Linked DNA regions of Homo sapiens: region 2 is linked to region 1. The links are chromatin loops, found by intact Hi-C in ENCODE. Cell type or tissue: left lung. All regions are shown on one strand. Region 1 has its middle 65 kb from the start of DNAJC10. Region 2 overlaps PDE1A (phosphodiesterase 1A).

Evidence for each region. A loop is a pair of places that touch in the nucleus more often than their neighbours do. Peaks named below come from ENCODE experiments on the same cell type or tissue, not always from the same donor. Only the 100,000 strongest peaks of a DNase experiment are listed, where the experiment ranks them.
Region 2: a loop joins it to region 1, with 6 times the contacts of the local background. A loop is called at or near these places in 101 of 110 quality-filtered maps.

Annotation. Positions count from the first base shown.
Region 1 is chr2:182,647,471-182,655,470 of GRCh38, reverse strand. It overlaps a transcript of PDE1A not described here. Among named protein-coding and RNA genes, the nearest start is that of DNAJC10, 65 kb to the left of the region's middle. RefSeq lists an enhancer at 2,421-3,620. In left lung, a CTCF peak has its summit at 4,443; no DNase peak of the experiment used is centred here.
Region 2 is chr2:182,182,554-182,190,553 of GRCh38, reverse strand. PDE1A (phosphodiesterase 1A) reads left to right here. Exons shown (of 15, transcript NM_001363871.4): 11 at 1,494-1,575; 12 at 3,966-4,086; 13 at 4,475-4,662. Among named protein-coding and RNA genes, the nearest start is that of PPP1R1C, 200 kb to the right of the region's middle. In left lung, a CTCF peak has its summit at 4,254 (motif pointing left); no DNase peak of the experiment used is centred here.

The sequences.
Region 1 (8,000 bases):
ATAGATCTTGTGGCCATTAGCCAGGGGCTTGGTGCAGAATATAAGGCTGGTAAGTGGAGAGTTTATTGACTTGGGTTCACCTTCCCATGACTCAAGATTTAACATCCTAGTGAAAACACCTGGAGTCCATCATAATGCCCTGCTAGGATGGCTCTTTGAAGCTAGTTAGAGAAGCCAGAACCTTTAGACAGAGTATTGAGGAATGGAGTTAGAAGCTCAGGGAAGTGGGCATGTTAGAATGGATTTATTATGGGAGACTAGAAAACTCTCATTCCTGCCTCTGTTCCCGGGGAGAGCCCTGATGACACTTCATTCACTAAAGCAATAAGGAATGCACCTTGAGGCAGACATTGGCATCTTCGAGAAGCTCTGTAGTTACTATCCTCTTTACGCTATGGTTGAGAGTTGGGGATTGGCATCTGTGGTTGCCTAGACAAAATAGGAATGATAGGATTCCAGAATTTCTGAGGCCAAATGGTGGTACCTTAGACAGGACAAATGAGCAAAAAGGCCAGATGAATAACCAGGAGGCCTTGACCCACTGGGACCTGTGGCAAGTGTTCATACATCATGGTGTTCCCAATAGAAGAGACATGGAAAGCCCATTAGAGGTACAGCTTGTTAACATCAAGAAATGGAAAAAAAAGAGTTGTGAACAGAAGACTGATGTCAGATGGGATGGTGGACAATGAATAGATTCCAGACTGAGCTAGAGAGATCTGAGCTAGTTCACAGAGCCAGAGCCCATTCATTGAAGGGAAGGCTAGGTTCACTTGAGGAGGGACCCTGAGAGGTTACTTCATGTGTATGCCATAAATATGTCTCCATTCCTGCCCCAAAAGGACTTAAAGCATATATCAGATTACATGTTGAAAAAAGGCCTTTCAAAGGGCTTTGGATAAATTATCTGAGCTGGCACTTAAAATAGGGGACATTTTAAACAGGAATATTACTATGATCCCTAGTTAAAGTGACACCTTGGAAGAGCAGATGCTAAATGGAGTCCTGACCTAAATATATCTTACAGTGAGTCCAGCTCCCAACACCAAGAAACAGAATCCCAAGTGAAACTGCAACCTGGGAGAAATTGCAGAGGTTAGTGCTACTCCCAAAGACTTAAAGAATGCAGGGTTGCTTCCAACACATTATTTTTCAATTAACCTGTTTGACCCAAGCAACAACAACATGAATTTTGGTAGACGGTGGTGGACTACCACAAACTTAACCAAGTGGTGGGTGCAACTGCAGTGGTGTCAGGTATTTTATTTCCATTAGAATCAACTAATATAGCCTCTGGTACTTGGTATTGATCTAACAAATGCAGTTTTCAATCTCTATCAATCAAGAGTTTCATAATTAATTCACTTTTATGTTAGATGGACAGTAGTATACAGTCACTATTTTCCACAGGTATTATTAACACTCTTATAGTCTATAAAAATATAGTCTGTGGGGACTCTGATTATTTTAATATTTCACAGATCATTTCATTTGTCCACTACATTGATGCCATTGTGCCAACTGGTCCATGTGTAGTGACGATGATGGATCTGATGTGCAGGAAGAAGAGAGTACCCTAGTTGCCCCAGTAAGGCACGTTTGTGTCAGAAGCTGGGAGAAGGACCCTATAAAGTTTCAGAGTTTCAGAGTAGCAATGATGGCAGAGGTTAAGACTCGTATCTGAGCCAGATCAGCCAGGATGAGTGGGCTACTAGTGCTGCTGAATGCTGGGCCTATCAGAAGCAGAGATCAATTATATGTTCCCATCCCTCAAGGAGATTAAGTAATCACTTGATGGCAAGTTGATTACATCAATCCCCTTCCATCCTGAAGATGAAACTGATTCTTCAATTGCTATCTTTTCTAGATATGGGTTTCCTTCCTTGATAACGGGGTTTCTGCAACACCTCATTCAAGCACTTACAGAATGTATGATTTACAAAAGCAATATTGTAAACATCCTGTCAGATCAAGAGCCTAATTTCATAGAGAAAGAGGTGAGTAAGCAAGTGTATGGCCAAATAGTTTTCTGGTCCTGCCACACACCACATCCCCTCGAAAAAAACCAAATGATTAAAATTATGGAGTGATTTAGTCAATGTCCTTCAGAATTGCCTTAAATCATTAGCGATACATAGCGAGGTGTCTCTCATGGCTAAAATATGCAGATCCAGGAAGCAAGACATGGAAACAGAATTGGTTCCCCTCCCTATCATCCTGAGGTCCACCTCAGGATGGAATTCATGTTTTCCTTTTTTAAATAAATTAGCTCTGCTATATTAGGGGAATATTTGCACTCAGCAATATGGTAAGTGCCCACTAAACCTGCAATTGTGACTACTTCAAAAGGGTCGAAAGTGATTCCTATGTTATGGGCTCCTCATGCCAGCAGAATGGCAGCCAAAAAAGAAGTATATTCCTGGGGGAAATGAGCCCCATGATCCTGAAGAGCTAGAGTTGCTACTACACAGTAGAACTCATGAGGTGCACTTGTGTGTCCATGTCTGGTGACAATGATGAACCAGAAATTGCAGTGACCATAACATGGTAAGAACAAAACAACTAAGAACTCAGAATCAGCTGAAGGTTTGGGTGACTCCATTAGACAAGCAACCTATATCAGCAAAAGAGGGACTGAGCAACCTGATGGACAAAAGGGAGAGAGAAATTACAAAGTGTAATAGAGAAGTGAAATATGAATATGAATTATGATTTGGGTACCAGTTGCAGCATTTGTAGTTTCTACCTGTAACTGTTGTATATGAAGCTTTTTGAAGAGGCCACCACCTTGAACACTCAGTGATGAATTGCATTTAATATAGGGTACAAGTGGGTCTCAATGGTACCAGGGGTGGACTGCGTCAAGAGGATGTGCCCCACCTCACATCCTGTGAGCTATACCTTTTTATCCGGCTGTGGCTGGGGAGGATAGTTCCATGCATGTTTTGACTCATTTTGCAGTGACGACATCTTGCCTCAGATCTCTATTGTATGTCTTTGATCTCAGGCCTAGGGTTCCTCTGACGCTGAGGATGAAGGAGGTGTAAAATAGGCAGTTGAAATAGGGATCCAGATCGTAGGAGGTCGATCTAGAGAGGTAAGTGTGTTTCTAGACTGCAGAAGGAATCTAAAGACCTGGGAGGGAAAAATTTCTCTAGGGAGAATTTCAGCAGTGAAATTAGACAGGTCATAGGGAAGAGTCCCAAAGAATATTTAAAACACTTATAGTCAAGGGACAGGTAATATATATGTGAGGAGAAAACATTGGCAAAGAAGCTTGAAGAGCAGTCTGCAATAATACTGGGAGAATGCTTCATGTTTTTATTCAAGGATGACCTAACTTGGCTGAACTCTCCATTTTATGTGAAAAACAGAAAACATACCTTATATGCATTGCTATTTATGATCTATACAGCCCTCCTATAAATTTTTACAATTGATACATTAAAAATACATAATAAGCTCAGCTGTCAATATTATCCCATTTTAGAGCTAAGTATGTTGGATCCCTGACTTCCTTGATAAATAGTGGAGTGCTAGATGTAAAAGCAAAGCCTATCTTTTGTTAAACTGCAGATTCCAAGTTTGCAGCTTTAGGCTTCACATATTCCTATTAGGCCTGCCATCACAGCCTTGTGATGATCTGTATGTCTTAAGTGGGGCGAAGACATTTCTAGCTATGCCTTTATTTTAATCAGTGTATGTTAATGCACCTATGTGTAAAAGCGTTTATTAGTTACCCAAATGCGTTGTATAAATTTTAGGTAGAAGCCTCAAATGTTAGATTAACAAATATTGTTTCCCTTTTGGTAACTTATGGACTGAAATGAATGTATAAGTTTTTAAAAAGTGCACACAAAAGATGAAATAGTCATACTGATATTAGAATTCCTTTGAATAAATTTGTATGTGTAGGACATAGAAAGTAGAATACAAATTAACACATTTTCAATACAAATCTTTAATATTTTTGTCTGTTCTAACTATGTAGATAGGTAATGTTCAAAGAGATTTCTCTTGGGAGGAAAAAGATCATACTAAATTTTGTAAAGAGATACATTTTTGTAGCAGCAATAGTCAAATTTTTCACATTTCTCAATTTCAATGACTGCAGCCAGAAATGATCAAATTATCTACCCCCCTAATTTGGCATTAAAAATACAAGGCCAGGTGTGGTGGCTCATACCTGTAATCCTAGCACTTTGGGAGGCCAAGGCGGGTGGACCACTTGAGGTCAGGAGTTCAAGACCAGGCTGGCCAACATGGTGAACCCCTATCTCTACTAAAAATACAAAAATTGGCTGGGTGTGATGGCAGGTGCCTGTAATCCCAGCTACTCAGGAGTCTGAGGCAGGGGAATTGCCTGAACCTGGGAGGCAGAGGTTGCAGTGAGTAAAGATCATGCCATTGCACTCCAGTCTGGGCAACAAGAGCGAAACTCCATCTGGAAAAAAACAAAACAAAACAAAACAAAAACCCAAAAAACAAAACACAAATAAGACTCTAGAGGGCACTCTACTCCTATTGTTTTTCAAGAAGCCTTTTTAAATGTAACATGAAGGCAGATATTTAAAAGTCATTGTGAATACTTCCAAGAAGGTTAGAATTCTTACGCAAGATCTTGAATATCAGTTGTCAGCATGGAGCAGTGGGATTTTCCTGTTCTCTTTCAAGTGTTTTCAGTTGGGATGGTTTAAGTTCTTTAATGCCGAGGATACAATTAATTTCTCAAGAGAGTATACTTACGTTAAAAAAGTTAGAGTTACAATATGTATAGGTATAATTGTTATCCCTACATTACTTTATGACATTTTACTTAATTACCTTGTATAACTGTTATTACTACTACTGTCATTTTTATCATTATTGTAGACATGAAATCAGAATTTTGAGATGCTTTCTGGGGAATAAGGTTATCAAAGTGTTTTGATTCAAGTAGCCTGGTTCTTCCCTATTTCCATGCACATGAAATGTATATAGGAGGGCCTCATTCCTAGGTTATAGTAGGTGCTAACTGAATGTTCCTTAAGTCTGAATCTGAAGTTAAAAAAATAACTTTTAATGTTATTGAATACATCACACTACATATTTGTATCTGTGCTCTCTGCTCTGGGCCATTCATGTTAAAACCTGGTCTCCTGGGATTTTATTTAGCCCAGAGACCAGTTTTGCTTGTTAGTAGGTTTTTAAAAATCTGAGTTAGACTGCATTTCAGTGATTGCATTCTAAATACTAAACAATACTTGCGTTTTCCCATAGTCTGAGACCCTGTGCCCTTATACATTTCCTCATCTACCTGGCACCTAAAGCCATGTGTGTTTTAAACCTATGGATAGATCTAGGATCTTTTTGCTGGCAGCAGATGTCTCTCTCTCTCTTTTTTGGAGAGAGAGTCTCGCTCTATCACCTAGGCTGGAGTACGATCACACCTAGATATGATCACAGCTCACTGCAGCCTCAAACTCCTGGGCTCAAGTGATCCTCTTATCTCAACCTTCCGAGTAGCTGAGACTACAAGCATGAGCTACCATGTCTGGCTAATTTAAAAAAAAATTTTTTTGTAGGCCGGGCACAGTGGCTCACACCTGTAATCCCAGCACTTTGGGAGGCTGAGGTGGATGGATCACAAGGTCAGGAGTTTAAGACCAGCCTGGCCAAGATGGTGAAACCCTGTTTCTACTAAAAATACAAAAATTAGCCGGACGTGGTGGCAGGCGCCTGTAATCCCAGCTACTTGGGAGGCTGAGGCAAATAATTGCCTAAACCTGGGAGGCAGAGGTTGCAGTGAACTGAGATTGCGCCCCTGCAATCAAGCCTGGGTGAAAAAGCGAGACTCCATCTCAATTTTTTTTTTTTTTTTTTTGTATAGAGTGGGGTCTTGGTATATTGCCCAGGCTGGTCTCGAACTGCTGGGCTCAAGAGACCCTCCCACCTTGGCCTCCCAAAGTGCTGGAATTACAATTGTCAGCCACTGCTCCCGGCCAGTAGATGTCTCTCTTGAACATCATTTCATGATTGAACAAGGTTTACCTGCCCCCTGAAAAAACCTCTTTAGCTTCCTGCGTCTCTCTATGTTCTACGGCTGGGACTTTATTCCTATTTGTAGGCTCAACTTTCCTACCTCTGACCAAGGGGAACTGAAGTGTTAGGAATAGCTCATGTTGCTTTTCCTATTCTGATTTTGGTTTCTGTGCTAATAACTTATGTTGCACAAAGCTGCTACCACATACCCTGTCGCCAGGCAGTGGGTACCAAGATTGTTTTTAATATGTCTGAATCTTATCTTGGTAATCTCTCAGCTATCCAGTTTCTTCTCAACTAACTCACATCTCATTTTCTTCTTTCTATGCCTGAAGATGATAGTTTCAGATGTATTCTAGGCCACCAGAGGGGCCTGCTACCTGCTGCCACTTACACACACCTCACAATTTTTCCATTCTACATTCCCATTGCTGTGTTTCCCCACCCACTTGTAGGGACACCTCTTGTTTGACTGTCCTGATATGAGCACTTGCTCTGGTACCCTTTACCTAGTAGCAATAATTGCTCATATTTAGGTGGCACTTTCAAACACCAGCTCTGATAATAACATCTATAAACTGGATATCATCACTTCTTTTGTATAGATGATAAAAATGTGACTGGAAGTGTTGGCATTTGCACCCATGTCTTCATATTACAGGTATTAGGATGCTTTGTTGGTGTTTATTTAAATTAATTGCAACTGGCTTTAACTGCCTTGTCTTGAATTTTTTTTTTTTTTTTTTTAAAGAGACAGGGTCTTGCTCTGCCACCCAGGCTGAGTGCAGTAACATGATTATGACTCACTGCAGCCTCAATCTCCTGGGATCAAGTGATCCTCCTCCCTCAGCCTCCCAGGCAGCTAGGACTCCAGGCATGCACCAGTGCACCACTACATCCAGGTAATTTTTTTAATTTTTTTTTTTTTTTTTTTTTTTGTGGGGACAGGGTCTTGCTTGCTCTGTTGTCCAGGCTGGTCTCAAACTCCTGGCCACAAGGGATCCTCCAGCCTCAGCTTCCTAAGTGCTGGGATTACAGGTGTGAGCCACTGTGCCCAGCCTGGACTTATTACTGCATCTACTTAAGCTCTTGCCACAAACTGTGAGGCCTTAATGTTTTTGTTCTGCTCGTCTGAATCAGAGCTCCTATTCTGACTCCAACAACTGGACCGTCTTATTAAGAATGAGGCTTACTACTCGCAAGGCTCAGAATGTCCCAACAAGCCCATAGAAACATCTTTTTAGCTACAGTGCTAGCTCAAACTTACCTGATGAGGAACACGTGAGGCACTTGTTATATGCACAGATTGCCAGGTTACCAGGTTTCTTCTCCAATATACTATGGTTTTTCCAATATACCATGGTTTAGTAGGTCCGGGCTGAGGCCTGAGAGTTTTTTAAACAAGTGTTCTAGTCAGTTCTTATCTTCAAGCAAATTTGAAAATCAGCTTTCTAGAGGAAAGTCTCTCAGAAGGATGTGAGGTTAACCTGCCGATACTCACCTCACTTCCTTTCCTGTGCCTTTTTTTTTCCTCAGTAAATTTGGGCATCTTTCTCTCCCTTTTTTGTCCTCCTCTGCCTAGCTCTTCCTGTCAATGACAGAATTTCATTTAATTGTTTATCAGCTCACTGTGTAATTTGGGTTTCGAAAGCCAATTTTTCTACAGAGGCTTCTTATGCTAAATTGAACTGGAGTAAATGATTCTGAAATTGTAGCCACCAAGATGATTTAGTCTTTACTGTAGCATCGTATCTTTAAAAGCCATACACTAATGAAAGGTTTTGGAACCAGATGGTGTTCAACTTAAGTCTTATCTGCTCAGAAAAAGGTGATATGTCTTTTCCTAAGTGACTCCATTTTATCCCTGCAGAAGCTGCTGATTATCTCGATAGTCTGTCTCAATAACTATCTCAATAACTCTTAATAGACTACCTCAATAACCCTTAAATTGAATTCCATGAGGCTCTTGGCACATTATA
Region 2 (8,000 bases), 460 kb after region 1:
CCCTAAAACAAGTAAATCAAGATCACAAAATTAGGTAACAGATAAGGAGAATTCATTTCAGCAAAGGCTGTGCTGTGTCTGAAGTAACAGCAATAACCCCTAGACAGCAGCGATTCAGCTGACTGTATCTTCTGACTCTAAGACTAGTGGCATTAATAATTCCCTTCCATCTGTCCTTTAAGCTGAGTATAAATCACAATTTCAAATGGAAATAGTGTTATTATTATCCAGAGGAATTAGGGGAGTTACTGGCAGAGGTCACAGAAATTCTTATTCCTTGTTTTCTCTGAGTTATGACATAGTGAAATGTTCCTGTTTGTAACTATTTTCCTACTTCTTTGATGGCCATATCTAGATTTTCCTCAACAATTCTGATTCTAGACTTTCTGTCTATAACTCTCATAATCAAAGGCATGGTTTAGGGGAACTGCTCTAGAAGATATTCTCAAACAGTTGTAAAGCTACATGTTGACATGATGTTGTAAAGATTAGCATAGAAAGATGTTAATGGAAACAGAGTGAAAGGAAACCGTGGAGTCCTTACGTATTTTATCCTAAGTTATGGACTTAATGATGCAAGGCTGGTGTTGCTCATGAAGGTATACAGCCAATAAATTAGGAGAAAATAGAACCTAAAATGTTCTTTCAAATGGCCAGGAAATTGAAATGAACAAGAACAAGGAAGTATCCTCTCCTCTTTCTTTCATAAGCACATCCCCTTTAATGCAAAGGAAAGAACCAAAGTTTAATAAACCTTGTGATATTAGAGGTTTGACCAGAACAGCAACCTTTGTTTTAGAAGATGAAAATTTAATTACTTCTCATGAAGTAAAACCCCAATATAAATGGAATTCTTTAACATATGTGCTCAATTAATCTATTTTAGATGAGATCAAATAATAAAAAAATTGATATTTCAATTTTCTCTGAGAAGAAAACATTAAAATAAGTTTATGCACACTGAATGTAAGAATGTTGAAGAAATTCCTCATTATATGTTGTGGAAGATTTAATAAAACTTGGTTAATGGATAGAAAGGTGTTTCACATCATATACTTTTAATTTTGAAAAACAGTTCCGTCACAAAATTTTGATAGTAAAGGTCTGTTGATATACTTGGCATAAATAAATTAACTTGGATTGTTAATTAAATGTCAGATAACACATAAGATGGCTAGTTATTTTATGGTGACTTTGGAAAATTCCAAAAGCAAATGTTTGTTTCTTAAAAGTCAAGGGATTGTAATGCCAAAGCAAAGTCTCCAGGTACTGAAAACATTCCTCATTTTTCTCCCTGCAAAATGTCCCCAAATGGAGACCATCCAAGAAAAATTATATAAACTTGGACCATAGCTTTTGGTTTTATAAATAAGAAAAAAGTATTGCTAATTAAGAAATGAAAGATGTGGCTTTTCTAGGCTTTATATCTTAGGTTGCTCATTATTTTAGCTTCTCCAACCCAAGTCTATATTAATGTGCTTTTCTTTCTCCAGGGAGATAAAGAAGCTGAATTAGGGCTTCCATTTTCCCCACTTTGTGATCGGAAGTCAACCATGGTGGCCCAGTCACAAATAGGTAATTCTGATGATTTGTGGTGGTGGAAAGTGAGTGTGTGCTTGTCAGTTTTCAAATGGGTAAACGATGTTGTTCAAAGGGGTAACTTGCATGAAAACCTCACTCCATATTCATGATATATTTGATTTTTAAATGGATCTATGTGGTGCTGAATAAGACTTATTGAAGCATTTTCACAAAATGAATTCAATAAAGCAACATTAGTAAATGTAATTGTTATCGTGGTTGTAATCCTTTTACAAAATATAAAATTTTCTTGTGTGGGAGACCATTTTATGTTGTTTTGTTGCTGATTATTGTTTTCTGTAATTTAATTCTTTAGATATATAGGTCAACTCAATGAAAATGTTAGTGCACTTGTTCTATCACTAAGTTTCCATGGTATGCTTAATATAGTAGTGCACATTTCATTTGGAAAAATATTCTGTCATGATGTGAATAGATTAACCAACAACAGGAAATTTGCAAAATGATAATGCTCCCAACCACATTCATTCTTATCATCTGTATTTGTGTTGGGGACTTCAAGTCCAGTCCATTATTAAAACATGTGTTGCATGGCTCAAATACTTGTAATAATTATTCCCTAAGCCAGCATTTTTGTTACTGAACAATATGATCAATAAACACAAGGATCACTTCTTAGCTGTGTAGTTATGCTCCAGCACCACCCATCACAAAGCGTTGGGGAAAGCTGCCTGCTCTGACCTTTTCCCCTTCCCATCCAAGTTTCAACAGCTGTTTTTCTAGAGACCATAACACAGGTGCCTATCCTTGCTTAGTAAGTGTAAACGTGGCAGGCTAAGGACCTGATGTGGCAAGCTAAGAATGGAAGTTTCTGAGGCTTGTTGCTGTAATGCAAATTGCTGCCATGTTAGTAGAGGTGATGCCCCAGTTGACAGTCTACACATCTCAGGCATTTAAGAACATAGAACTGGCTGGGTGCAGTGGCTTATGCCTGTAATCCCAGCACTTTGGGAGGCCGAGGCAGGTAGATCTCGGGTCAGGAGATCAAGACCATCTTGGCTAACACGGTGAAACCCGTCTCTACTAAAAAATACAAAAAATTAGCCGGGCGTGGTGGCATGCACCTGTAATCCCAGCTACTCGGGAGGCCGAGGCATGAGAATCACTTGAACCCAGGAGGCAGAGGTTGCAGTGAGCCGAGATTGCACCACTGCACTCCAGCCTGGGCAACAGAGTGAGACTCCATCTCAAAAAAAAAAAAAAAAAAAAAAAAAGAACAAAAAAAGAACATAGAACTTAAAATAGTACCCTAGGTGGTCAATTAACACTGATTTAACTTGAAGGCATCCATTAAAACTACTGAAGTTTTATTAAATTAAAAATGTGCCTTATTATATACTATAAGTAATCCAGTTACTTGAAATGTGAATTACTTTTATCCAAGCATCTGATGGACAATCTTTAAATGTGCATATTTACAGGACATTATCACTTAAAAAGCCTACCTCCAGCTATTCTCCTATATTCAGGTGGTAGTCCATTGCTCTCAGAAGTGTTTCCAACAACAATTCTTGACTTGAGGCACCCACAGCAGTCCTGGGATCTGGGATATTGCCATGTACACAGACCTTAGAATAGGTTGTTGTCTCCTCCTCTGCCTAAACATGGGATGGAAAATGCTCCCAGAGGACAATGCCCTTTTCTCTGTGTGTCATTTTCTATCTTGATGAGTACTTTAAATGTAAAAGTCTTCATTCAGTACTGACATCTCAAAGTGGTGGGATTAATGCTGTCTCCCAGAGATGTTACTTTTCTCTTCACTGATTTGACAGAACACACACACATGCTGTGAACTAACACTTTACATCCAGAGAATAATAAACAACAATTTGAAATATTAACACACTGGCAGAAAGCTCTGACTGATATAGTAAGAAACAAAAAGTAATTGTCTTCCTGTTACCTGAGAAAAACCTTCAATTATTTAATTTCTTTGGAGCTTAGATATGATTTCTTGTTAGTAAAGAATAAAATCCAAAATGCACATGATGTGCTTTCAAAAAAGATAATGATCCCTGGTGTTGAGAGAGGAAACTATAGTCACTCTCATTGGATCTAAATGTATTGTTAGCAATCGTATATTATATAAGGCTGAATAGTAAATAGAAAAGCCAATATACTTGAGTTAGCAAGCTTAAATTGTGTCACTTCCATGGCTTCAAGTATTATTTTATAGAGCAGTTAAACCATCTCTAAAGACTGTTATTAGATTAAAACAATACAAAGGGTAAGCAGAACCAATATTTTAGTTGATTCTTGCTATCCCAGGATTGTCAGAAGCTCTTCATTATTTCTGATTTCAGAATTCAGGAAATTGTAACACTTGAATTTATCTCTCTCTCTTCTCATTTTGGCTTTTGTAGGTTTCATCGATTTCATAGTAGAGCCAACATTTTCTCTTCTGACAGACTCAACAGAGAAAATTGTTATTCCTCTTATAGAGGAAGCCTCAAAAGCCGAAACTTCTTCCTATGTGGCAAGCAGGTATGATATTTTCTTTTTTGCATTATTTTTCATCTTTGTGGTGTTTAGTAACACTTTCCTTAATGATTATATTTCTCACATCTAGGCAGAGAATTCTCACAAGAATTATTAGGGAGTATTGCCACCTAGTGGCTTTATATTATATTGCATCTGCCTTTGACAACTGAAGTTTAATACACAAAATATGAAATACTAAGTAAGGTGTGTACTAAGGAGAATCCAGTGTGGGGAGGGAGAGAAAGGAGATGAGCAGCTGCCACGTGCTCAGAACTGGGACTGAGCATCTACTATCCTGCTTTTCTAGTCGGTTTTGTAAAGTTTTTCAGGTTTTCCTTGTTCACCCCATATCCTGATGGTGTTTTTTGGTTTCTTTGGTTGTTACTGTTAGCTCAACCACCATTGTGGGGTTACACATTGCTGATGCACTAAGACGATCAAATACAAAAGGCTCCATGAGTGATGGGTCCTATTCCCCAGACTACTCCCTTGCAGCAGTGGACCTGAAGAGTTTCAAGAACAACCTGGTGGACATCATTCAGCAGAACAAAGAGAGGTGGAAAGAGTTAGCTGCACAAGGTAGTGTTGTTTATGAGGCCTTACTGCCATCTCTCTCTGTCTTCACTTCTCCTCTAAGAGTTTGGATTACTTCTTCTAGATTTCTTCTTCTATAGAATATGTAAGCCCTTGATGGTATTGGGAATTTGGCTACTCTTTGATCATTCATGAGAAAGTTGGCTCATTTATTAGATAAAAAGAGGTTCTGGTTTGTTTGTGCCACATGGGCTGCAGATCTGTGTGTCAGTGGGTGCTGGCAAACTGGATACTGAAAGATGAGATAATGAAATGGTGACAAAACTTTGTGGTACCATATAAACTCCTGTGCTTTCGTAGAGGTGCTTTCCAGCCTGGATTTTACTTGGTAAGTGGCTTTTGTGTTGCATTAAGTGTGTTATCACTTCATGTCAGAGACTTGGGTGTGTTTTTTTTCTGTTTCACTAAGTTGCTTTTTTGACTCAGAATTTAGACAGGAATTGGGGAAATCATTAGTAATCAACCACCACAGCAATCGCATGGGAAGGTAGCTACAGTTATTTCTGACATATTAGCTGCTTCAAATTAATTAGTCCATTTAGTAGGTTTGTGAGTTAGTATTCAAACAGTTATTATCTTTCGTGCAGGAATTAGCTTTCATATCCAGATCTGGCCCCTGCCTCTTCTCACACTCATTCCCACAGCTCTGTCTCCCTTATACACTACACTCCCTGCACAATGGCCTCTTGGAAGTTTCTTAAAATACTCCAGGGTCTTTGTAGTTATTTTTTCAGCCAGAAATTTTTTCCTTGTGTTTTTTGCAGCTTTAATATACTCAGGAATAAACTTACTTTTCTTAAAATGGATAATATAAGATCAAAATAGAGTGTTAAATCATATTTATAGTCAGAAAGACACAATATTGAAACGTTTTCAATTATCCCAAATGTCAACCATAAATATAACATGTTTCCAGTGAAAATTCCAATACATTTTTCATGGAATTTAAGAAATTGATCCTAAAATCTATATGGTATTGCAAATACCTAAGAATACTCAAGACACTCCTGAAGGATAATAAAGTGGGAGCACTTGCCATATATCAAAATTTACTCTTATACTGAAGTAATAAATTTAGTGTGGCTGTGATATAGAGATAATAAGATGGGCCTTGGGAATAGACCAGAGAGCCAAAAATAGCACATTAATTCCTGCAGAACTTGACAGATGGCAGACACACACATTCGTATATGCAATCTTTTGTATGTTCTCACATATTTACCCTTATGATATTCTTCATTTCTTCTTGTGTGTCAGAGCTACTATTTGGTATCATTTCTCTTCACACTGGAGTACTTTCTCAAGTATTTTCTTATAACACAGTTATACTGACAAACAATTAGATTTTCTTTATCTGGGAATGTCTGTATCTTACTTTTATTTATGAATAATTTTACTTGATTTAGAATTGTTGAATGATTTTTTTTTATTTTAGCACTTTTAATGTGTAATTCTATTGCCTCTGGCTTCCATAGTTTCTGATAGTGTTGGCCAAAAATAAATTGTATTGTTGCTTCCTTGTATGTACTGAGTATTATCTTTTTCTTTCTGTTTTCTAGACTTTATTTTGACTTTCAGCAATTTGATGATGATATATCTAGGTCTTTTTTTTTTTCAGTATTCTACTTAGTGTTCACTAGCTTCTTAAATCCACAAATTAATAATTTGCTTCAAATTTAGAAAGCTTTCTGTCATTTTGTTCAATATTTTTCTTCTGCCTCTTTCTCTCTGTTCTCTCCTTCTGAGGATTGTGTTATGCATAACTTAGGATTCTGGAAATTGTCCTGGATGCTCTGGATCTCTGTCAATTTCTTTAATTGTTCTTTCTTTCTTTCTTTCTTTCTTTCTTTCTTTCTTTCTTTCTTTCTTCTCTTCCTTTCCTTCCTTCTTTTGTTCCTTCCTTCCTTCTTCATTCATTTTTGATTGGCTGCTTTCTAATGATTTATCTTCAAGTTTACTGTTTCTTTCTCTGCCACCTCAATCCTGCTGTTGATTTCACTGAATTAACTTTTTATCTCAGCTACTTTTTTCAATTTTATTATTTCCATTTGGTTCTTTTTTATAATGTCTATTTCTCTGTTGATATTTTATATTTTCATTCATTGTTAGCATATTTTCCTTTAATTCTTCAAGATTATTTTCTTTAATTTTAAAAACATATTTAAAAAACTTGTCTTGAATTTTTTGAAATCAATTTTAAAACTGACTATAAATGGCCTTTCTATGGCTCTCTAATTTCTAGGGTTTTTCTGTTAAATCCTGCTGGTTTACCCTTTACCCCAACTTGGACCCCAACCCTAGGCTGACAAAGCTTGGGGCTCTCCTCATCTAGTCTAAGTGGATTCACCATTTTATATTCAAGTAACCAGAATTATTTGCTGCCTTCCCATTCCAAGTTGATTCTACCACATCCAACAGGAAAGTTGGCTTTTGCTTCCATTCCCAGGTCAGAGTTGGAGAGGAAGATGGAGGAGTGGGAGTAACTTCAGGCAAGAAGGTCACAGGTTCCTGCTGTTTTTACCTGAATGTCCAACAATTTTTTAAGAATAAATGTTTCTCAAATTATTATGTCCCTTTGGTTGATTTCCAGAGTCATTGAATAGTTGTTTTTATTAATGCTGTCCAGTTTTACACTTGCTTTTTCATGAAGAGAAAAAACTCGACTTCTTTACATCACTATAGCAGGAAGTATTCCTCTTCACCATAGGTTTTAAGAGAATTAAATGAGTTTATTAATATAATTTGCTTAGAAGTGTCTAGAGTACTAAGCGCTATATGAGTTAGCTGTTATTACTATATTATTTATGTTTCTGCCATGTGTTCTAGAAATAAGGGTTATAGGGCTACTATATAGAAACTAGGGGTGTCCCTAATGCTGAATTCTAAATCCAGCAAAACTATTCAGAAATAAAGAAAAATAAAGACATTACCAGATTAAGAAAATCTAATTACTATGGAAATTGGGGATAATTTCTATATAGTAAACTGGTAAGGAAAGCCTTCACTGAGGAAGAAATAATTTAAATAAATACACAATGGAGGTTAGAAAGAGAATGATGGAGAGGTCTGGGAGGGTGGGTGTTAACAAATTTTTAAAACGGATTGGCTACCACATTATCTAGGAGGCCAAGCTTGCCTGACATGCCAGAAACAACAAGAAGGGCAGTGAAGCAGGAAGAAATTGGACAAGTGGGAATAATGTAGGCAATGTGATGAGTGGGGAATGTGGTGCCTGACCTTTGGTTTTGGCCCGAGAAAGACAGGAAACCAAATGTAGAGTTTTGAGAAAAAATGTTGATTGATCTGAACTGAGGTTTCAAAAG